Linked DNA regions of Homo sapiens: all the other regions are linked to region 1. A link is a loop called in an ENCODE intact Hi-C map of the cell type or tissue named here. Cell type or tissue: MCF 10A. All regions are shown on one strand.

Region 1 (8,000 bases):
AGCTCTAAAATGCAAATAGAATTTTAACTATGAATCACTCTTGTCTAGTGTATTCATGAGAGTTTTTAGCTAGATCTAATAGCAACAATCATAATAGTTTATCTTGTGCTAGACACTATGCTCAGTGCCTGACAAGGTACCATTCTCACAATAAGTTTATAACATAGGTCCTTTTGTTATTTCTGCTTTACAGATTAATCTCTCTGGGCTTTAAGAGAATAAAGCCCTGAGTTTGTGAGAAAAGAAGCTGGTATATAAACCCCAGAAGTAAATCAGAGCAGGCATTTTAATAGACTCTAGCTGGTCAATTTATTTCTCTTACTAAAACTTAATCCAACCTAAATCTTTTACTTTTTTTCCTTCCAAAATTTCTACACACGGTGGCTGAGCTCTTTCCACTGGAAAGAAGAAAGGCCCAATTCTGCAATCTTTGTTCCCTTTGCCTTTCTGACTGGGCTACATTCCTATCCCCCACAATTTGCAAATTCTATGCATTTGATGACTGCGTCCTCCTACTGCTGTTGTTACTATATATAAGTCCTCCTTCTTGGGACATCCAGGGTCAGCCTCTCTGGTTGCGTTTTGTCAAAATTATCTGCCCCGATTCTTGAACTCACAGGTCACCATGAGCACGTAATGAGAGGGGCTGACAGCGCATCCCCTGAAAGCCTATCCTTGAGGATGGTTAAGCCTATTCTGGGGTGCTCTTAGGAGGACAGAAGGTACTTCAACTCTTAGCAATTAAAATGGATCCTCTCCACTTTGGGAGGCCGAGGCTGGCGGATCACGAGGTCAGGAGATCGAGAACATCCTGGCTAACATGGTGAAACCCTGTCTCTACTAAAAATACAAAAAATTAGCTGAGCGTGGTGGCGGGCGCCTGTAGTCCCAGCTACTTGGGAGGCTGAGGCAGGAGAATGGCGTGAACCTGGAAGGCAGAGCTTGCAGTGAGCCGAGATCGCGCCACTGCACTCCAGCCTGGGCGACAGAGCGAGACTCCGTCTCAAAAAAAAAAAAAAAAAAAAAAAAAAAAAAAAAAGGATCCTCTCTGCTCTAATTCCACCTCCTTTATTTTTAAATCCCATCTAGGTGTTTTGCTACAACTATGTTCCAATGGTGTGGGCTTCCTGCATTCACTCTCTTGGAACAAGAAAGGTGGGCTGTATTCGTTTGTTATTGCTACTGTTAACAAATTGCCACACCCTCAGTGGCTGAAAACAACAGAAATGTACTATCTTATAGACTGCAAGTCAGAAATCTGATACAGGTATCAGTGGGCTAAAATCAAGATGTTGGCAGAGCGGCATTTCTTTCTGGAAAGTCTAGGAGAAAATGTTTTTTTGCCCTTCCCAGCTTCTATGGCTACTCACCATTCCTTCGCTCACTGCTCTTTTCTGTCTTCAAACCCAGCACTTTCTTAAATCATATCTATCTGACAATAATTTTTCTGCCTCTTTTTTCCCTTATGATTACATTGGGCCCATCAGATAACCCCAAATAATCTAATTTTAGGGTGAGCTGATTAGCAAACCTAATTCCATCTGCGACCTTAATCCCTCCTTGTCGTGTAACATAACACAGTCACAGGTTCTGGAGATGACAATGCGAGCATTCTTTTGGGGAGCCAGTATTCTGCCTACCACACTGACCAAATCACGACTTCAAATTGCATCCCTTTACTGCCCACAATGTTTGGTTTATGAAAGCAGCAACTATGTAAGCATGGAATTCCAGGCCAAGGGATCTCCCTTATCGATCTCTTAAACAACCTACTTCCGCAGTAAACATGGCTGGTATGTTTACAAACCTCCCAGATACCCTTTGATTTTTTTTTCCCTACCAATCTATGTAATGCTTCTGGTTCCAAAACTTCTATCCTGTGAGATGTCCTTGACACCTCCACTCAACGCAAATTACTCCAGATTTCTCTGTCTTTAACATTCTTTCTTGGTATCTAGAATTTATTACACATTTCTTTCTGCCCAACAGCAACTATTTCATAGATTTCTTAATTTTCTCTGTGATACGGGCATTTTGCTACTTTGTTATGTATTTTTTCTTTTTCCCTTAGTAATGTGCATTTTTTTTTTTTTTTTTTTTTTTTTTTTTGAGACGGAGTCTCGCTCTGTCGCCCAGGCCGGACTGCGGACTGCAGTGGCGCAATCTCGGCTCACTGCAAGCTCCGCTTCCCGGGTTCACGCCATTCTCCTGCCTCAGCCTCCCGAGTAGCTGGGACTACAGGTGCCCGCCACAGCGCCCGGCTAATTTTTTGTATTTTTAGTAGAGACGGGGTTTCACCTTGTTAGCCAGGATGGTCTCGATCTCCTGACCTCATGATCCACCCGCCTCGGCCTCCCAAAGTGCTGGGATTACAGGCGTGAGCCACCGCGCCCGGCCAGTAATGTGCATTTTTAGCTTCTTTTAGTCTCTAATGTCTAATGCAAAGTTTTGTTCATTTTTGCCTACGTATTTTTCTCACACTCATGTCACATACAAATATTTGCTTTAAAAAAAGAAGTTCATCAGAGTACTTTATAATTAGTTGAATAATCCATAATCCTTGGTCAATTACCTCTGTTCTCATTATTTTACCATCCTTTCTAAGAGAAGCCTTTGATAGAAGTCTTTCTTGATAAAAAAAATTCAGCTCCTCAATCTAGCATCTACAAATAGCCAGGATTCTTCAAGAGCTTGCAATACTGTTTGTAACACTATGCTAAGAACTCGACATGTCTTATTAGGACCAGAAAATTCTAAATTATATACTCTTCTTTCTCTTCTCAACTTGTAGTCAGTTTGACTTTGAGTTGCAAAGAGTTCAGGTAACTTACTTGTGTTCACATAGCAAATTAGGGCCAAAACTGGCTTGATCTGAGCTCCTGATCACAAACTCCAAAGTCGTTAGCAATAAGGTATAGGTCTTGGCTCTCTGAGGTTCTCACTTCATTTGCTCAACCACCAGCCTGAGGAACCATGCAAATCACATCTATTAAAACACAAACTGTCTTTCCAATTCAATTCAATAAGTATTTATTGAATGTATGCCGCATTCCAGGTGTCATTTACCTGTGATTCTGCAATGTTTATGCCAACTCAGCCTTAGAGCATTATACACTTTCTTCAGAAGAGAATGTGATCTGAGATCAAATATAGAAGTCATTAATGTCAAGGACATTCTTAAAATTGCTATCGATGCAAAAGCTTTCAAAACATACTGTATAGATGTTGATAAGAAGATAAAAAAGATAAACTTGATTTGAATAAAGGAAAATCAGCAGCAGTTGTTTTGTCAGTTCTTCTCAGAAAGCAGTTGTACTTAACATGGAGCAATATGTCCCAGAGATGTTTGCATAGAGTGGAAATTAATACCATAAAAGCTACTGGGATCCTTGGTAATGGAAAGCTAAGATGTAAGAAAGGGGTATAGAGGAGAAGCGGGGAAGGAATCAATGTGAACAGTTATCTTGAGAGATGGTTAATTTTTTGTCTATGTGTGTCACACATAGACACACATATAGCACTTATGTTCTGGGGCTTATATTTTTTAGAGACAGTGTTACTTCTGCTTTCAAGGGATGGTGTAATATTAACTCAATCCTTTGGCTTCTGGTCATGTCTCTTTAGAAAGACAACAAAAGACAGACAGTGAATATAAACTAACAAGGGATCCTCTGAAGCACTGAGCCCAGAGCTCGTGTTATGAACCTGAGAGGGCAGAGGGGGTTAACTAACTATGGCTGAAGACTGGAGCCCACCGTTCAGCATCTGCCTTTCTACTGTACTGGGGCCGTAAGAAATCTTGGGGGCCAGTCAGACACCCGAGGCTGAGTAAATTTTGCCTGTGTGCACTTTTAGAAAAATTCCAAGAGTTAGTTTTCATTTGTGAGTTCTATTAATTCCATCCTCTGACTCGTCCTTCTTCATACCTAACAGCATCCTCCAGAAGCTATAAAAATCTCTAGAGGTCCTTGAAGTAATGAGAAAGCTGATGTTTTCTCCCCCTCTCTAATAATTATACTTTGATTTCTCCACAACAGCCTTTAGTTTACAGCCAGTTGTCAGTACAACTTTTTGCAGCTTTAACCTCTCTGTGATGTGTTCTGCCCTCTCGCCTGCAGATTCGTCCTCAGCGGGCAGCATCCCCTTTGCAATTTCCCCTCTCTGTGAATTTGTCCACTAGGTGGAGCTGTAACAACTTCGCTCACAGATCACAGCGAGAGACAGATTAAATTCACTGACCACTGCTCAGTACTCTGGGGAAGCATACTGCTATAGCCCAGAATTGCAAATCAAGTGCGGAGTCAGAAAACAGGACAACAAATCCCATAACAGGAACACAATTGGAGATAACAAATTCCATGGGACAAATGCACGCTGATTCCACGAGTGAGTCCTGTGTTAGGCCTTCTAAGAATTGCTGGCCTAATTCCTGTTAGGTTTATGGTGAGTCAAAAGTCACCCTGCACCCAGGGTCAGGAAGTGGGGGCTCTGCGCCCAACTCTGCCACTCACCAGCTGTGGACTCTGATCTTTCTGAGACTCCATGCTCATATCTGTAAAATGAGGGAGTTAAAGGAAATTATTTTGAAGGTCACTTCCAGCTGTAACTCTGGATTTTACTATAAAATGGTAATCAAATTGTAACCTTTTTTTTTTTTTTTTTTTTACAGAAACAAGAGGGTGTGAGTGTAAGTGCCTTTGCCTTAAATCTTGCTTCTGAGTTAAAAAATTCATCTATGTCTATCCATACCTACATTGATAAACAGGCGTGAAGGTGAATGTTTTTCTCCACTTTTAATTAACATTTTTAAAAAAGGATCAAGTAAGGGATTCCTACTGTAAATGTGAGATGTTGATTTTGAAAGTTAAAGACAAAAGAGTGGCCTTCCATGAGGAAATTCACTCACCAACTTCTCTCCTTCAAATAAGCTTTCCGAGCAAATTTAATTCATTGAGTTGAATGTTGGCTGGGTGTAGTGGCTCATGCCTGTAATCCCAGTGCTTTAAGAGGCCGAAGCAGAAGGATTGTTTGAGGCCAGGAGTTCAAGATAAGCCTAGGCAACATAGCAAGACCCCACCTCCACACACAAAAAAAAATTAAAAATAATAATAAGCCAGGTGTGGTGCATGCCTGTAGTCCTAGCTACTCAGGAGGCTCAAGTGGGAGGATTGCTTGAGCCCAGGAGTTCCAGGCTGCAATAAGCTATGATTGCACAACTGCATTCCAGCCTGGCTGACAGAGCAAGACCCTGTCTTTTAAAAAAAGAAAAGAAAAAGGAAGAAAGAAAAGAAAAGAGAAGAAAAGAAAAAGAAAAAAGTCTACACCTTTATTCATACAGGACTTTGCATGTCAACATTCTTTTTTATTGTGATGAATTAACACCACTGGATTGCAGATATGGCATAGTTTCCTTCTCATTGAGAAATGTGAATATCCCCTATTTACAGTTCATTTAGGACTTATGTTTCATGCTTGTGCCTCAGTTTTACATCCTGAAACAAATTCCTTTATTTTTAAAGCATCCAGCCTACTTTGGAGAAAATTTCTCTGTAACCAGAATGAATACATCTTTTGTCAGCAGAGATCAAAAATTGACACTTGCCTTCCTCTCCTGTCTAAAATCTTTTGTTCCTCTCCCCAGCCCATGGCACTGAAAACTGATCATTTTAATCTGCTCTTTGTAAAACATTAATTGGATATACAGAAGCACAGAAAACGTAATAGGTATTATTTTATGATGGAAAGGGCATCAGAGATCATTCAGTTAAACCTTTTTATTACACCAATGAGGAACTGAAGACCCAGAGGTTAAGTGGCTTACCCAGAGTTATTCAGTGAATAAGTGAAAAATAAAGATTCTTCTAGAAGGAATCTCAGATGAACAAAAGGCAAGCTAAATCTATTGTTTATTTTCCCTACCTATGTAATCTTAATAGTCTGACACGAGGATAACTTTGTGTCTCTAAATTGGGATCACCTATTCTGAGGCTGGCAAGTAGAATCAATGCAGACCAATGTCTAAGGTGTGTCTGGTTGTCTGATAAATGTACTAGGGCATTGTCTTCCAAAATGTATTCTGTGGCAACTAATCCAAAGCAAAGGCCCACCAAAAGGGCTCTCCGTCAAGTACATTTAAAAAGACTCTCTCCTTGACCAAACTTTAGTTAGGGTTCTCTGAGCTCTCTTCTCGAGTATGCCTGGACCTTGGTTCCACTCCTGTCTTCTGTCCACCCAGTTCTGTTGTAGCAAGAATCCTGCTAAGTTGGTTTAGCAAGAATTCCAAGCCAGGGCAACATAGTAAGACTCTGTCTCTACAAAAAATAATAATAATAAATTAAATTAGCTGGGCTTGGTGGAATGTGCTTATGGTCTCAGCTACTTAGGAGGTTGAGGTGGGAGGATTGCTTGAGCCCGGGAAGTTGAGGCTGCAATGACGCATGATAGCACCAGTGGACTCCAGCCTGGGTGTTAGAGTGAGACCCTGTCTCATAAAAGGAAAAAAAAGCAAGAAAGAATTCTCTACCTTTGTTATCTGATTACCCTGGCCCTGGCCTGATTTCAGCAATAATCTTGCTAAGACCCTTGATGTCTCATCTTCGTGCTTTTTCGTTCACTGACCCTCTCACTCTGCTTGTTGGCTATAAATCCTAAGATACCTCTCCTATATCAGAAGCTGAACTCAATCTCAATCCCCTGTCACAATGCCCCCATTGCAATACTCTAGAATCTTGAATAACCCTTCCTTATCATTTTAACAGATGCCAGACTAATTTTTTCTTTAACAAAGTACAATGAAATACTACATATTGTACTTTACAGAGAATCCATTACACATATACCACATTGATGTCTCTAAGAAGTTTGACAATAGAGAAAACTGTTTCACACAATTTAAACCACCACTGCCAAATCGTCTGCATTTTTGAAGGATTATATATTAACCTGCATGTGACTGAGTTCTCATATAATTCATTTTGTAATCAAAACCAGCTCCATTTCTCGTGTCACTATCATCAGCTTCTCATTTTTCTAAGTCTGCATACCCCAGTGGAGAACACAGAAAGGAAGATGGAGGCAGGATGGCCAGGATTTCTCTCTGCTTGTGAGAAAGCATGATACCCAAGCTGCTTACATGTTCCCAAGGAAGCATGTCTCATGACAGGAAATGAACCTGTAACCAGGAACCTAGGTATGTAAACTGAAGAGAGAAATGGAAATACACCATGTTGATTCAGAGTCTTCTTGCATTCTCTGGCTTACAGACCTGTATATTTTGAGGTCATGCAGGTCAGGAAGAGGAAAGAGAGCAAATGTAGTGGAAAATGTGTGGTGTGGTTTCTTACTCTGCATCCTTTCAGTTGTGTGATCTTGGTGTAGTCACATGCCTTATATGAGGCTCTATGACATCAGCCAAATGGGAACGCTTGGGCCTGATCTTCCTGCCTCAGGGTCTTTATGAATTCAAAGGATATAGAGGATGGGAAAGTTGTGTATAGTGCTTCACAAACATAAGCACCTATGCTTATTGTTGTGTAAGATAGATGGCAAAATTATAGTTTCATTCTTTTTCGAATTTACTCTGAGGTGGAAATTTTGCCTTATGTTATTTAGGCAGAATACTTACTATTAGATACATAGGGTTAGAAAGAATGCTTCCTTGTAATTGAATGAAATAAAACAGTGGAGGCAGAGGAATACGTACTAGACCCGATCCACTAAATTAGAAGAGCTGCTAAGGGTTGTATAAAACCATATCATCATCCCATTTTGTGGCTGAAAAATATATTTAATATGCTACAGAAAACCGTGCTAGAATAGAAATTTCATCCATGTGTAGCCTCGAAAAGACCTTAAAGAATACCTTTTAAAAGCTTATGATTAAATAGCTTCTTTTCATCAAAGTCAATGTAAACCAAAGGGTATCTGAGTCAAGTCTCAGTCAATTTAGGAATTTTATTTTGCCAAGGTCAAAGACACACCCATGGCACAGCTTTAGGAGG
Region 2 (8,000 bases), 250 kb after region 1:
TCAACTAAGAGGACAATTAGGAAGTTAGGGGAGACTTAAAGGTGCCTTAGACAAGAGTGTGGCATTCAAGGTAGTGAAAAATGCTTGAATTTGAGGGTAGAATCAGGATTTGCAAACAGACTGGTTGTGTGGTGAGAGGGAAAGAGAGAATTCTAGGATGATGTCAAAGATTTTGCCCGAATAATGGAAGGACAAAATTTTCCATGATCTGAGCTCAGAAAAATCTGTGGATAAAGCAAGTTTTTATGAGATAAATCAGAAGTTTACTTGTAGGCATCTTAAATTTGAGTAGCCAGTAACACGTATTAGAGCAAAGTCAAATAGCAGTTAGATAAAGGAGTCCGTAGCTCATGGGAGACATCTGGACTCTATAAATATTTGAGATTTTCTGGAGAGTATGAAAAAGCCCCCAAGACTATACAAGATCACCTAAGAAGAGAATGCAGAGAAAGAAGAGCTGAAACTGAAAAGTGAAACTGTTAGGCACTTCTACATTTAATTGCTGGGGTAAGGAAGAGAAACCATTCAAAGAGATTGAGACAGAGTGTCCGATGAAGAAGGGGAAGAGTCAGGGTATTCTGATTTCATGGAAGGCAAGGGTTTTGAGGCAGGGAGGAATCAGCCCTAAGAAATGCAGTCCATCAAATAAGATGAGCCCTGGAAGGCTTGCATTGGATTTAGCAATGTGGAGAACTTGCTATATGGTGACAGTGACAAGAGTTAACCAGTGTTCATGACAGTGGTGAAAGCCTGATGGAGTGAGTTCAATAGAAACAAAGGCATATTCATTATTCTTTCCAAGGAGTTGCTGTTAACTCCTTGAAATGAGGCTGTGTTGACAATTGAAAGGTTTTTTTTTCTTATTAATACTTCAAGTTCTGGGTTACATGTGCAGAATATGCAGTTTTGTTACATAGGTATACAGTGTCATGGTGGTTTGCTGCACCCATCAACCCGTCACCTACATTAAGTATTTCTCCTAATGTTATCCCTCCCCTTTCCCCCCGCCCCCCAACAGGTCCCGGTGTGTGATGTCCCCCTCCCTGTGTCCATGTGTTCTCATTGTTCAACTCCCACTTATGAGTGAGAACATGTGGTGTTTGGTTTTCTGATCTTGTGATTGTTTGCCGAGAATGATGGTTTCCAGTTTCATCCATGTCCCTGCAAAGGACATGAACTCATCCTTTTTTATGGCTGCATAGTATTCCATGGTATATATGTGCCACATTTTCTTAATCCAGTCTATCATTGATGGACATTTGGGTTGGTTCCAAGTCTTTGCTGTTATGAATAGAGCTGCAGTAAACATGCATGTGCATGTGTCTTTATCATAGAATGATGTATAATTCTTTGGGTATATGCCCAGTAATGGGATTGCTGGGTCAAATGGTATTTATAGTTCCAGATCCTTGAGGAATCACCACACTGTGTTTCACAATGGTTGAACTAATTTATACTCCCACCAACAGTGTAAAGGCATTCCTATTTTTCCGCAACCTCTCCTGCATCTGTTGTTTCCTGACTTTTTAATGATCGCCATTCTAACTGACTTGAAATAAAATCCTAGAAGAAAACCTGGGCAATACCATTCAGAACATAGGCATGGGAAAAGACTTCATGTCTAAAACACCAAAAGCAATGGCAACAAAAGCCAAAATAGACAAATGGGATCTCATTAAACTAAAGAGCTTCTGCACAGCAAAAGAAACTATCATCAGAGTGAACAGGCAACCTACAGAATGGAAGAACATTTTTGCAATCTATCCATCTGACAAAGGGCTAATATCCAAAATCTACAAAGAACTTAAACAAATTTACAAGAAAAAACAACCCCATCAACAAATGGGGAAAGGATATGAACAGACACTTCTCAAAAGAAGACATTTATGCAGCCAACAGACATATGAATAAATGCTCATCATCATTGGTCGTTAGAGAAAGGTTTTTGAAAGATAGAATTGTGGGGCAATATCCCTGAGTAAGCTAAAGGAATGGACTTCGTCCTCAAGTGAAGAGAGGTGATTAAAGAAGAGAAAACTATTGTATTTCAGAAGAGGCAAAGTGTATTACCTTGCTATGATTGGAGAAGCATTGCCTATCTTTTGCAAGAAGCAGGTTTGCACCTTTGCAATCATGTTTTTTTTTCCCTTCCCTATACCCCTATCTCACATGTAGAACAGGAAAGGCCAAAGAGATCAAAATTTAATGTCTCCTTTACTTGTTGTGACGCCTACTTTGAGACTATGTGCTTACCAATGAGATACTATTTTTTTTCTCTTTTTTAAGATTTAAAGTCCCTCTGACTCTTAAGTCCCTCTGACTCTGTCAGTTATACTTACTATAATTAACATAACTTTGAGATATTAATCTTTCCATTTTCAGATCTTTTTGCCTCTGTTTTATGGTTTTGATTTTGTTCAAATATTTGAGAATCTTTGGTTTTCTATTCATTCTTCTATTTGAGAACCTCTGCTTTTATCAAAGCCATGCTCAGATGAGAACTGCTAAAAAAGATGATGTTTTGATGTTTCTAGTTGGATATGGATCCCTGCCCTGCCTGAATTCATTATTGTGCAGGACCTTTCCTTGCCTCTCCTGCCCCAGTGCCAATTCTTACTGCATCATACTTGGGGCATATTTTGCCATGGCTAATTCCTTTGCTTGGCACAGGGGCTCCTTGTGAAAGCTCTTATGGTGGCTCTGTGATTAGTTGTTTTTTTGTTTGCTCAGTGGTTGCCTTTCCTTCAGTGTTCACTCACTGAGCATGGTTCTTCTCTATATTCACGAGAATATTTTACTTTGTATACTTGGGGTCACAGTTGCCTTTGATCATTTTGTTCTACCAATTCCACTCTCTTTCAGAAGGTCTCCAGAATTTCTCATTCATTAATATCATATTCCCATTTTCCAATTTTGTTATTCCATTCATTAATAAATTACTTTCTAAATTTGTATGAGATGTGAGGTTGGGAGAATTTGGAAGAGTATTGTCAAATGTCAGTTTTGATTATCACCCTTTTAGTTTTGTGTTACAAACTTAAAAATCTTTGATAGGCCTACATATTTTATATTTTGACTTTTTAGTGACCAGAAAAAATGCTTATATAAAAAATAATTTTAAAAAGCGTTTATTATAAAAAGTGGATTTTTCCTTTTAATCTCACTCTAATACCACTCCGTTCCTGTCTTCTCAAAGAATAACCCCTTAGGCCGGGCGCGGTGGCTCAAGTCTGTAATCCCAGCACTTTGGGAGGCCGAGGCGGGTGAATCATGAGGTCAGGAGATCAAGACCATCCTGGCCGATATGGTGGAACTCCGTCTCCACTAAAAATACAAAAAATTAGCCAGGCGTGGTGGCGGGCACCTGTAGTCCCAGCTAATTGGGAGGCTGAGGCAGGAGAATGGTGTGAACCCGGGAGGCGGAGGTTGCAATGAGCCGAGATCGTGCCATTGCACTCCAGCCTGGGTGACAGAGCGAGACTGTCTCAAAAAAAAAAAAGAAAAAAATAAAAGAGTAACCCCCCTTTATAATCTTTATTATATATTTGTACAGTTATGTAAATAAATACTTTTTATTTTTACATGCATAAGAATATATTGCACATATTTCGAAATTATTTCATTGGCAACTTTTCATGTCTATACATATAAATCTTTTCAGGTATTATTCCATTTGATATAAGGATAATAAGGTTGGAAATCTCTAGCTCATTGTCAACAGATAATAAGTGATGATAAAGAGTAAGAAGAGTAAAAAGATCACCAGTTAAAAGTGACTGAATCACATTTAATACGATAACCTTAATTAAAGCCTGATTTTGAGAGCTCACATGTGAGCTTGGACAAGTTTTCTCATCTGTAAAATGGTAAAATCATAATAATAATATTCATTTCATACAGTTGTTGTAATATATGAAATAATACATGTAAAATACCATGATTCTTGGCATATAGTAAATGCTCCAGGAATATCAGTTGTCATTTTTTTTTTAAGGCAAGAAAATAAGCTACTATATGATACTAGGCAAGAAATAAACACTTTTCTTAGGCATAATGGCATCTGGAGTAAAAGTAATATCCTAGTGTAACTCTTGAAATTCACTGAAGATGGAACATCAGGATGAGAGTAGACTAGAGTGTTCCTGCAAAGAAATACTCACCTCTGAATATCTTTTGTTTTCCCTACCACATATTGTTCTCACTATAATTGTACTTTAAAGATGGGTAGGAAATGGGGAGCCATGAGGACCTCTAGTGGTTTGGTTTCTTTGTTTTTTCTCTTAGGAGTCCACAGGCCAAATAATCGCTACCCAACATAAAAATGGAAGCAACATAAAAATGGAAGCCATAATGTCACCTCTAACAAACCTGTGGTCCTAATATTGAAAGGCGTTATAGCATATCCCTCCCTCACTCACATTTACTTAAATCAGGCATGTCTATACAGGAGGGATGCACAGCCTGTCACTATACAGGCAAGGCTTAGGTAAAGCGATGCAGTAGAACTATTTTTCACAGTGCTGGCCTCAGAGGATTGGCAACGTCTGCATTAAATATGAACCCGGAAAGTTCACCACTCAGCAGACTGGGCTGCCTCTAAGCACAAAAGAAGGTTAAAGCAACATGCTTACAACTTCATTCGTTTCACAGAGTTCTCCTAAAGAAGACCAAAACCTTAAAAAATGTACTATACTAATTTTTATTGTTTTTCTCTTGGTCTACTAGAAACAACTCCCTTAATTCATGGATTAAACTTTTGTTTGCAAAAGCACAAACCTATACAACAGTAAAATACTGTGTAGCAGTAAAAAATTCAACTTTTTAAAAAACATAAATTCTAGAATTACATTGAATGATAAATGTAACTTTTAAAAGATTGTATAGTATACCGTTTTATCAAGTTTAAAACAACTGAAATTAAACAATTTACTTTTTAAAATATGCTATATTAAGAGACCTCATGCACATACACACGCTCCCCAAAAGAATTGTCAACATAAGATTCAGAATAATGGTTACCTCCAGTTCAGGGAGGCAGGGAAACAGGATGAAGGACTTTATGAGTTCATTTAAGTTATTGTCAAGGTACTGGTTTTCCTTATAGGTGTGGTTTTATTGCATTATTAAAAATAAACAGTAACTAAAGAGAAAAGTATCATTTGTGTCATAAAACAAGCATCTGAAAAGAACAAGCCAGTTACAGGAGGCGATGTGAGATGAACCCAGAGCAGAAAGCCAGATATTAGCAGGGGATTTATTTCTAGAAAAAACAAAGGCAAAAAGGCACCACTGAAGCCTCGTTATGTCATATAGGCGACAGTCTCTACTATAAACAAGTGACTTGACAACTATTTTAAATAATTTTCAAGAAGCAAATTAAAGAAATGTTCATTCGTATTAATAAATAGAATCATCCTTAAACCCAACGTTTCTAAAAGAAAACCTGTGTGGCTGTAGGGGCTGTGGATTTTCTTGGTTGATCCTTTCAATCAGACAAATAAAGAGGTTATTTATTAGCAAGTGTAGCAAGTACTTCAACACACGCTAAGGCTGTTGGTATCTACAGTCCAAATAGTTGGTGAGCAGGGTTCAGGGACAGTTATTTGACAGCTGTGAGTGGAGCATTGGTTTCCATCCATGAAACTCATGAAGAGTGCTGAGGAGTAGCCAAATAAATGTGAGGTAAACATGTGATAACCCTGTCTCCAATCTTTACAAAATTAAAGGATTTGGCTTAAGAGTGGTTAGGATGGCTCTATGCTCCTTGGAATTCCTCAGGACCTGGGTCACTGTCTCTATTTTATTGATGATTAAATTGAGAACTGGAGTGTTTTGTAAGCTGGTCAAGGCGTGGCAGACACAGAGCTTAAGCAGTAAGCTCAAAGGTAACTCTTTGGGCCAAGTAGGGTGTCCCCAGCACCAGAGTCTGTGTTTGGTTTTTGGCCTAGCTTTATTATGCCATCTTAAGAAAAAATGCCTCAGTCAAGTCCCTGTAGGACCCTATCTGTCCCTGTCTGTCCTTGTCCATCCCTGCAAATCTCTGCTAGTTTCTGCTAGTCTCTGCTAGTCTCTACTAGTCTCTACTTTTGTACCTCTTTAGGGCACTGACCTTATATTGCTAGTCTTTGCTAGTCTTTATCTATCCCTTTCTGTCCCTATGGTATCTGTTAGTTCCCACAAGTTCCTGCAAGTCCCTGTCTTTCCCTGCCTATCTCTATTTGTCTCTACTTATCTCATCTCTTATCTCTTACTTATCTCTATTGTCTCTATTTATCCCTGAAGGCCTCTTCAGGTCCCTTCAAGTCTCTTCAAGTCTCTGTTTGTCCCTGATAGTCCCTGTTCAGGTGCCACTTGTGGCTGACTGCCCCGGTTACTACTTGAGACGAGCATTACAGCAGTTACTACTGTTACTGCTTGAGACCATCATTACAAGACTGAATGAAGGGACGAACGTAGAAATGATAACACAAAACAAAAGAAACTATTTTAAAGAAAAGGCTAGCATGGGAAAGAAGAAGAGAGCTCCCTGCTTCTAGTGAGCAAAGGCAGTCCCCCTGAGCTTCCACAGCCCTTCTTATTTATTGGGTAACAAGAGCAAGGAAGAGGAGGTAATGATTGGTCAGCTGCTTAATTAATCACAGGTTCATATTATTACTAACAGGCTTCAGATGTACCTAATCACAAGAAACGTTTGTGTGGCCTCCAACATCCATAGTCATTTATCTAGATCCCAGAAAAATAAACACATCATGTAAAAAGAAATGTGGCAGGGCGCGGTGGCTCACGCCTGTAATCCCAGCACTTTGGGAGGCTGAGGCAGGCAGATCACGAGGTCAGGAGATCGAGACCATCCTGGCTAACATGGTGAAACCCTGTCTCTACTAAAAATAAAAAAAAATTAGCCAGGTGTGGTAACAGGCACCTGTAGTCCCAGCTACTCGGGAGGCTGAGGCAGGAGAATGGCGTGAAGCCAGGAGGTGGAGGTTGCAATGAGCCAAGATGGCACCACTGCACTCCAGCCTGGGTGACAGAGTGAGACTGTGTCTCACAAAAAAAAAAAAAAAAAAAATGTATAAGTTTGCAACACAGCTTATCATTTGGTTTTTCCCTCTCTCCCTCTGCATCAAGAGTCAAATGAAATACTAAATACATTTCTGCTTCTTTCAATTCCAAGATTCTCTGACTTTTTACAAATGCCAGCAGTCACACAACTCTGGGAGAATCTTTTGATATTCACATTTATTATAATATAGAATAAAAATGCCTTTTGATTCTGCCTCTTGAACTTAAAAAGCTTGTGTGGTTAAAATTGCAAACCCAGGAAGCAAGGGATCATTATTTTGCATCACAAACTGCAATGATTTTATCCAAGGAAATATAAGGAGTGGCAGTTGTGGGGAATACATGGTGGGAGGGGGGTGTCTGGAGAGAATGAAAGAAAGACAGGGTTAAGGACAACTGATTTTATTTAGGTTTTTTTTTGTTTTTTTTTTTTTTCTATTTAAGTTCCTATGTTCGAATGATTGAGTGACTCCTGGAAACTCCGCTCTCAGGGGCAGAGAAACAGATGGCCAAGATCATCCAAAGTTCACCTAATACATTTCCCTTGTCTTCAAATCATTCCAAACAATTCGCTCGCATTGCAGAAGGGTTAGATTGGATTAAAAATAAGCTTTTTCTAATTTCGTGAACGTTCTTTAAAAAAAAAGAAAGAAAAGAAAAAGAACATTTGAAACTACACCAAGACCAAGAACTCATTTCAAATACCCATGATTACCAGTTGGGAATCTGTAATTCCAAACATTCAGTTGTGTGGGTATGGCCATTTGCTATAGACGTCAGGGATAGCCTACACATTTTGGCAATGCAGGATCTTGATACTACGTAGAATCTACAAAGTTGAACTCATAGAAACAAAGAGTAGAACAATGTTGTCAGGGGCTCAGATTGGGTAAAACAGAGAGTTGTTTGTCAAAGGGCACAAAATTTTAGTTGAAAGA
Region 3 (8,000 bases), 1.6 Mb after region 1:
ATCTTTAACACCAGCTAAACTAGTTTACTTAGTAATTTCAAATACCTGGTGTTTCGTATCGTGGAATCACACTATTTTTTACATACAAATAATTTTGGTAATTATTGCTATGCCTCTGTAATGTTCACTGTTGCTACATATTTTGTATATACGCCATCAAGGCAGTCATTAAACGATGTCTCAGCTGGGCTACTGTAAATGAATACCATGGCCTAGGTGGCTTATAAAAAACATAAATTTTCCTTGCAGAGTTGGAGGCTGGGAAGTACAAGATGGGTGTCTGGTGGGGGCTGACATCTTGGTTTCTCTTGCTGTCTCCTCACCAGGCAGAAGGGGTAAGGGAGTTATCCAGGGTCTCTTTTGTAAAGATACTAATTCCATTCGTAAGCACTCTGTCCTCATGACCCAGTCACCTCCCAAAGGCCCCACCTAGTAACACCAATCTACTGGGGGTGAGGTTTCAACGTATGAAGGCAGAGGGCATAAACATTCAGTCTATAGCAAATGGTAGTGCTGTCATTCATGTTGAAAAATGCTCCTTAAAATCACTAACATGAAAAAGCAGGTTACATGTGATGATAATTTTGTGAGAAGGATCTGACAACCACTAATGTAGCTTATATTATTCATTTAGATGAGTAGCCTCTATAAAATATTACAAATAATATTGAGAAAATTAAAAGTGTATATAAAACAAATATGTGCTACTAATGGTTGCAGATCTATATTCCTATGGGAAAATTTACCTTTAATTGCATGAGTTTTGAAATATGTGAGGTCTTCAGGAATTGCAATTTGTATAAAAATGACCTACTTATGGATTAGTATTTGAAAACCACTGCAAAGCTGATGGCCAACGATTTGCCAAGTTGGCCACTATGGGCCATTTTTACAGGCATTGATTATTTGGACAGAAGTGGAATAATTGTCCTACTATTCTACTCAGAAAACATCAGCAAAGGGATACAGGACCATAATGTCGATCAACATGGGAAGAAAAATTTGTCTGGTGATTTCCAGGGAAAGCCATTCCCATTGTAGTCTACAAACAATAAGAGTTGGGCAAAGCTGTGGTTCTGAAACTGTCGTGTGATGGTAAATGTTTCAAAATGTACTCTGGGATTGGAAGAGCCCTGATTTACAGCATTTGCCCCATTTTCATATTGCATATACTCCTACCATGACCAATTTCAGGCTGAAGTCAAGTAACTCATGAAATTCCTGAAAATTTAACAAGTAACCTTTCTAAGGTGGTGCTAGCTGCCTATAACATACCATGGAAGGGATCTATAGGCAATAGATCTCTATAGAAATATGGCCAGTCCTTAATTATCCAGAGGCACATCAAGCCTTTTGCGAGCTAATGAAAATTACAATTCAGAACCTTCCTGCATTTTTTGGTAATTCAGAGGCACAAAATATAAGACTCTCCCCTTTCTTTTCTTAGCCAGCTCTCTTTTTTGTCTATACATCAATGTCGCTGTCACAATATTTGATTTGGGTATGTAACCAATAGTCTTCAGCTATCTATCTCGGTTCTTCTAAGAGCAGGAGAAAAATGTGTATGGGGCTTCCAATTAAGTAGAGTTGACATTCTGATTTGATTAGCAATGATGGACCCTGGGATTAGATTAGAGATTGGCAATACATATGGTGTCACTTGGAGCAGAGGAGGAAGACTAAGGGACCCGATGAATGAATAAGATGAATTCACTGCAGTTGACTTAGCAGCAGACAGATTTGCCTTATTGTACAGACATAGATCTTAGGCACAGGGCTTTCCGCATATTGCCTGGAACTGTAACCACAGCAGTGTATTTTCATCTTGTCCCTTTCTTTAGTCATAAGTTTTTTTGCTTGCCAATCTCCTGGCCTGGATTTTGATTACCTACCATCCCTTCCGAATATATTTCTTTCTCCTTCTTTCCTAGATTATTTATATAGTTCTCTCTAGGAATTTTTCATCTTCTAGAATAAGATGGAACAGAGGTGCTGCCTTCCCTAGAAATTTTCTTCCCTCATTATAACTGTACATCCATCTCTATCTGCCCTTCAAGATGCAGTTCATATAGTGCTTCTTGCCCCCTGCTAAAGCTAGGCGAGCTTGCTCCCTCTGAACTTACTTAGCAGTGATTCACAACCTTCATTGTGCATGGACATCACTTGAGAAGCTTTTGAAAAATAATAATTGTTTAGGGCCCACCAGAGATTTAGAATTAATTGGTGTGGGGCAGGATGTGAGTTTTGATATGTTTTCGAAAAGTAGCTTTGGTGACTCTAACGTGCGGGCAAAATTGAAGACAACTGTTTTATATTATGATATTCTCTCTCTTTGTTCCACAACTCAAATGCAGTCCAGGCTCCATAAAGTGAACAAAAGTAAGAATGGATCTTTGGGTGGAAAATAGCTTTTACATGCAACTGAAAGAGGCAGGGAGCTCCCAGGCAGCAACCATATACTGAGCCTGTGCCCTGTGGGAAGGGGAAACTCTGGAGGAAGAGTTTAGGAAGACTCAGAAACCATTTCCTGGGATCTAAAATAGTCTCGGAACTGAAAGCAATCATAGGGGATGTAGTCCAATGTCTTACATTACAGAGAAGGAATAGAGACCTGAAGAGGCTTTCCCAGTGTCCCAAGTGAATTTCCTAAGATCATGCAACCTGTGGTTGAAGGGCCAAAAGATAAGCTAATATTTTCAGTGTATACACTGGGCCAAGCCATTTTATACACATTAGCTTTTACTTTCAGGTATCAATGATTCTTTCCTTGTTACTACTTAATAGTATTCTATGCTGTATACCACAGTTGATTGATCTTTTTTTTAAACAGCATTATTGATGTAAATTTACCTATCATAAAGTTCACCTGTTTAAAATGTACAATTCAGTGATTTTCAATGTATCCATAGAGTGGTAGAACCGTCTCCATAATCTAATTTTAGAACTTACTTTTTATCACCTCAAAAGGCAAGCTTGTACTCATTATTCCTCACAGTAATCACAAGAGGTAGGTCCAGTGTTACTTTCCTTCGTGATAGGACTAACAGAGGTTCAGTCGCTTGCTCAATGTCATACACCTAGTAAAGGCTAGAGCCAGAATGGAAAGCGAAGGCAGTCACATTTCAAAGTCCCCATTAGAACTCCACCCAGGCCAGCCTTGCTTCCACCTACTCTATGGGAGGGAATTCAGTTCAGACAAAAAGTAATTGGATGGATTTTTTTCACAGATTATTTATGGGGAAAGGATCACCAGGAGGAAGAAGGAACAGAGGCAAGTGTCAGAGTCTTTCAATCTTGAGTCATGTTGTCCAGATTGCTGTGTGCCCTCTTGCAAGTCTGACACTTACATTCCACATTGTCTGTCTGCTATTTAGTCTCCTCTTCTGCAGTGCAACATCCTTGAGTATGAGGGCCATAAATTATGCACCACTGTCTCCCCATCATACCTAACATTATATTTAGCCTGAATACTAGGTTTCCGTAGACATCTAAAACAATGAATTATTCCCGGAATGGCTACAGTATAGCAGCCAGATAGCAGATATCTTAGATATTCCCATCATTAAAAAATTACTGGGGGCCAGGCATGATGGCTTATGCCTGTAATCCCAGCACTTTGGAGGCCAAGGCCCTTGGATCACTTGAAGCCAGGAGTTTGAGACCAGCCTGGTCAACATGGTGAAACCCCTGTCCCTACTAAAAATACAAAACTTAGTCATGTGTGGTGGTGCACATCTGTAGTCCCAGCTACTTGAGAGGCTGAGGTGGGAGAATTGCTTCAGCTCAGGAGGAGGAGGTTGCAGTAAGTCGAGATCGCACCACTGCACTCTAGCCTGGGAGACAGCGTGAGACCCCATCTCAAAAAAAAAAAGACACCAGTGAAGCTTTATGAAACTGTATGTATGTGATTTCACCAGTAACAGAAACATATAATTTGTTTTATCTGAATATTACATTTTCTAATAAATTATTGATATTAATTTGGTCATCAAAATGTATAACATATATACATAGATTTGTCCTATTTTAGGTTCTTTTTGAAAACTACTGACCTTCAAGTGGTAAAGTCTTTGTCATGGTTTCTTAATGAGTTTCTAAGAAAGAACCATGAGTTCCTAATATATTTGCCTCATAATTATACCTTCTGATTGTGTGTGCAGAAAAGTAAGTGGCCTGTAGTCACAAGTTCCAGCAGAATCCTTTGGAGTTTTAATTACACAGCACTGCCACCTAGCATCAACCACACAGACTTTTAAAACAATTATTATTAAAAAAAGAATTGAGGTTTCTCAGTATTTAAAATATTATTAAGGGGATCAGTCTGCAATCTTAAGAAGCACGGACTGAGATTACTTTAGGAAGTATTTGCAGCAGCTTCCAACCAACGCTATTTACTTGAAAACCCTTGTGATTGGGAGTGAATTGGTGTCAATGAAGAAAGGCGTTGTGAAATCTGCTGAAGAGTTTCAAATGTCAGAGCTGCATATTCATAAGCTGCAGGCACCTGTGGCCGAGCTGTGCTATCTTCCTGCAGATTCCTAGCGCTGCAGTGTTTGGAAGGGCAATGGAAGTGGTTTCCAAATGGCATTGTTTATTTGCATATGAACCTCCTATATATATAAAATGATAATATATATGTAATGAGTGATATATATATATATATATATATAATATATGTGATATGTGAGACAGATATATATATATAAAAGAAAGAGAGGTGAGTGGAGAAGGTGGACGAGCAGGTTTCCTCTGCCAGCCTTGGAAGTCCATAGAAGCCGACTATGAGACGAAACAGAAGATATTAGTCCTCTTTGCCATTTCTATTGGATGTCCCCTCCATGTGATGCACAATGCTATTGCAGGACCCAGGTCTCAATCTTCACAGTTCCCAAACTGTGCTTAAAAAAACACATCAAAACAAATCAATAGTATTTAAGAGGGGTAAAACATCGCACTGAGATTGATGCTTTCCATAATGAGCCCTTTATGAGATGTAATGCCAACTGTTAATCAATAGACATGCCAGAACTGCCTCTAATACAACCTTGTAGAGTTTTTTTTAATTAATCCTTATTAAAAATATTGACTTGTTGTGACTTGCCGGGGTTGCTCCTGGCTCTGTTTTTTATCCTAATTAGGAGGTTATGCTGCACTGCTTAGGCTGAAGATAATAATGTAATGATTGTTGTCTTAAAATCTGAGAATCAATATAAGATCCTATCAAATTGTGCCAAGTGTCACAATTATGAATATTGCTTGAGAATTTAAAAGCTTTATGAGAGCGGGAATTTTTTTAATTTTTAAATTTTTTTTCCCCTCCTGGTTGCTTATTTCTACACTTTTCTCAGAATTAGGTAGGCTCAAAAAGTTTTTGTGTTTTCATAAGGGCTTTCTCCAAACATTGTATTTTAACATGCTATCTTGTGAGGGAGCTGCCGTCTTCTGGGTTTCAGTTGTTTAAAAGGATCCCCTCTCTCCAACTCCACACATCTCAAAAGACATTTGTGCCTTAACAGCTTGGCAAAGTTCTAGCATGAAAGGAAAAATGAAGCATCTGAAGATCTTTCCAGGGGTGTTACTAAATGAAAGACACACAAGAAAAGAAAAAATAAATGAATAAAAGAAAACAACTTGTTGCTTTTCCAAGAGACCCAAAATGTGACAGTTGGGAAGAATGTAATAATAATGAGAAGTATAATGGTAATTAAGATACACATAGGACTTCCTTAGGCAAAACAAGGGTATCGTTTTCAGTTCTTGATGTATATGAACTTCTTCAATACTCATTGTGGTCCTAGAAGAATTGCACTCTAATTATTCCTGTTTTACAGATGAGCCAGTTGAGGCACAGAGAATTGAATTTACTTGCCCAATGTCACATAGGAAGTAGCAAAGATTGTAAAGCCAATCCTCTGGCTTTTTTGGGTCTGTCTGTGCTATTAATCACTGTACATCAAATCAGATAATTAACTGTCTGTCAAATCAGAAACACAGCCTCTTCTCTTTGAGATTGAAGAAGTTAGGTGGGGCTCAACAAATTGAAATAACATTTCTCAAGTCCTCAGCCAATAGTAAACTGTTGGATATGCAGGGCATAGAGGCTCATGCCTGTAATCCTAGCGTTTTGGAAGGCTGAGATGGGAGGATCACTTGAGCCCAGGAGTCCCAGGCTGCAGTGAGCTATGATGGCGCCATTGTGCTCCAGCTTGAATGATAGGGTGAGACCCAATTTCAAAACAAACAAACAAACAAACAAACAAACAAGCAAAACAAAACCAACCAAACAAAACAAACAAAACGTGGATACCCCTATGTTAACAGATACTACAAATCTTGATCCCTTCTAGCCTCCCTGTTGAAGTTGTTACCCCTGAGGGTGATCAGACCAGTGCTAACAGGCAATACTGTGCAAAGCCAGGGAGTCTCAGCCTCCTTGTGACCAGCTCTTTACAGGGCCATTGTTCTTATGAAAATTAGGGAGGGATGTTAATGGAGGGAAGCTCCACTGTTTAGCCCTATGTTTGTGAATAAGGAAAATGTTTTCCTTCTATAGCCTCTTTAGAGACAATTAAGCATTAGCTTTTGTTGGATGCTAAATTATGAGTGAATTTAGTTTAAAGTATGTGAACCATGCACCCTTTGAAATTTGCCTGAAAAGGCTCATTATAAAACTAATGCTATGAAAAAGCACTCCCTTTCAGATTAGGGAAAGCACCTGAATAGTTTTCATAAGTGGCTGCACATCGTTTGAAAGCATTCTAGTGTTGCCTGAAACGCTTTCAACACACCTTTCAACTAGGAAATTTCACATTCAGCATATCTGTAGTTCTACAAGACTTTCAATAATATTTAAATTGGTTAACTGTATTTCTTTTATATCTGTTTTAATGCTGTTATTGATTTGAGGTAGATAAACTTGATTGTGCATGAAATCTTATTTTTCCACACAAAGGAGATATGATTTGAGTATATACAGAAGAGAACCACACCTCTAAATGGACCAGGCCTCCGCAGTGCAAGGGTTTGGGTCAGATAGATATTTGCTGGCCCTTTGAACTATACTGGTACTGACACCAACATTTGTTTCCCCAAAAGTCAGTGCTGCAAAAGAGGCCTTAGAAGATACCTCTTTCTTAAGAGGTATCCTCTTGGGAGGAGACTCTTAAGTCTTGGTATGAGACTAAATCCTTCCATTAAGAACTCAAGGTTTTTAGTTTGTGTGTTTGTTCGTTTTTGGCACTTATAGACACTATGATTCCTATAGCCAATAGTGTTAGCCTCTTTCTTTTGGTCACAAGGAAGCTAAGAACCCAACTTGTGGATATTTCCACAATACAGTAGACGATGTAAAATTTTAAATTATTTTAAACTGTGTATTTTATAAGCCAAAACAAGGACATAGCTCATTTTATTTTACTGCTCACATGTATAATAAACCTATTAGATTATTAGATCCCAAATAAGAATCAATGTGTGATACCTGAAGCACTGAGCTGCAAGGGGCACCTATGTTCTTAAAGAGTTTCTGCATCACGTATAGGTGCATGACTGGTAGCGCAATCATAAGGGCCGGAGAGGACTGTATTCAAATCTCAGCCCTGCTGCATGTCAGCTTTGTTACCTTAGGCAAATTACATCATCTCTTGGACTCTTAATTTCTTTGTCTGAAAGATGAGGATGATAATACTAATCTAATAAATAAACAAGTGAATAAGAACCTCAGTCACAGCTCTTTATTGAATGCCCTCTGTGTATCATACACATTTTTTTTTTTTTAAGACAGAGTCTCACTCTGTTGCACCCAGGCTGGAGTGCAGTGGCTCAATGTCAGCTCACTGCAACCTCCGCCTCCTGGGTTCAAGCGATTCCCCTGCCTCAGCCTCCCAAGTAGCTGGAATTACAGGAGCCTACCACCATGCTCAGCTAATTTTTTGTATTTTTGGTAGAAATGGGCTTTCACCATATTGACTAGGCTGGTCTCAAACTCTTGATCTCAGGTG

The links. Hi-C counts contacts between places; a loop is a spot of excess contacts. Peaks named below come from ENCODE experiments on the same cell type or tissue, not always from the same donor. Only the 100,000 strongest peaks of a DNase experiment are listed, where the experiment ranks them.
Region 2: it touches region 1 in a loop (16-fold over the local background); 5 of 110 quality-filtered maps call a loop at or near these places.
Region 3: a loop joins it to region 1, with 25 times the contacts of the local background. A loop is called at or near these places in 3 of 110 quality-filtered maps.

What each region holds. Positions count from the first base shown.
Region 1 is chr5:165,626,237-165,634,236 of GRCh38, forward strand. No RefSeq gene overlaps it. Among named protein-coding and RNA genes, the nearest start is that of LINC01938, 390 kb to the left of the region's middle. In MCF 10A, a CTCF peak has its summit at 4,164 (motif pointing right); a DNase peak (open chromatin) is centred at 4,185.
Region 2 is chr5:165,877,213-165,885,212 of GRCh38, forward strand. No RefSeq gene overlaps it. Among named protein-coding and RNA genes, the nearest start is that of LINC01938, 640 kb to the left of the region's middle. In MCF 10A, CTCF peaks have their summits at 4,246 and 4,452; no DNase peak of the experiment used is centred here.
Region 3 is chr5:167,213,067-167,221,066 of GRCh38, forward strand. All of the region lies in intron 2 of TENM2 (teneurin transmembrane protein 2), which reads left to right. Among named protein-coding and RNA genes, the nearest start is that of TENM2-AS2, 86 kb to the right of the region's middle. In MCF 10A, a CTCF peak has its summit at 4,260; no DNase peak of the experiment used is centred here.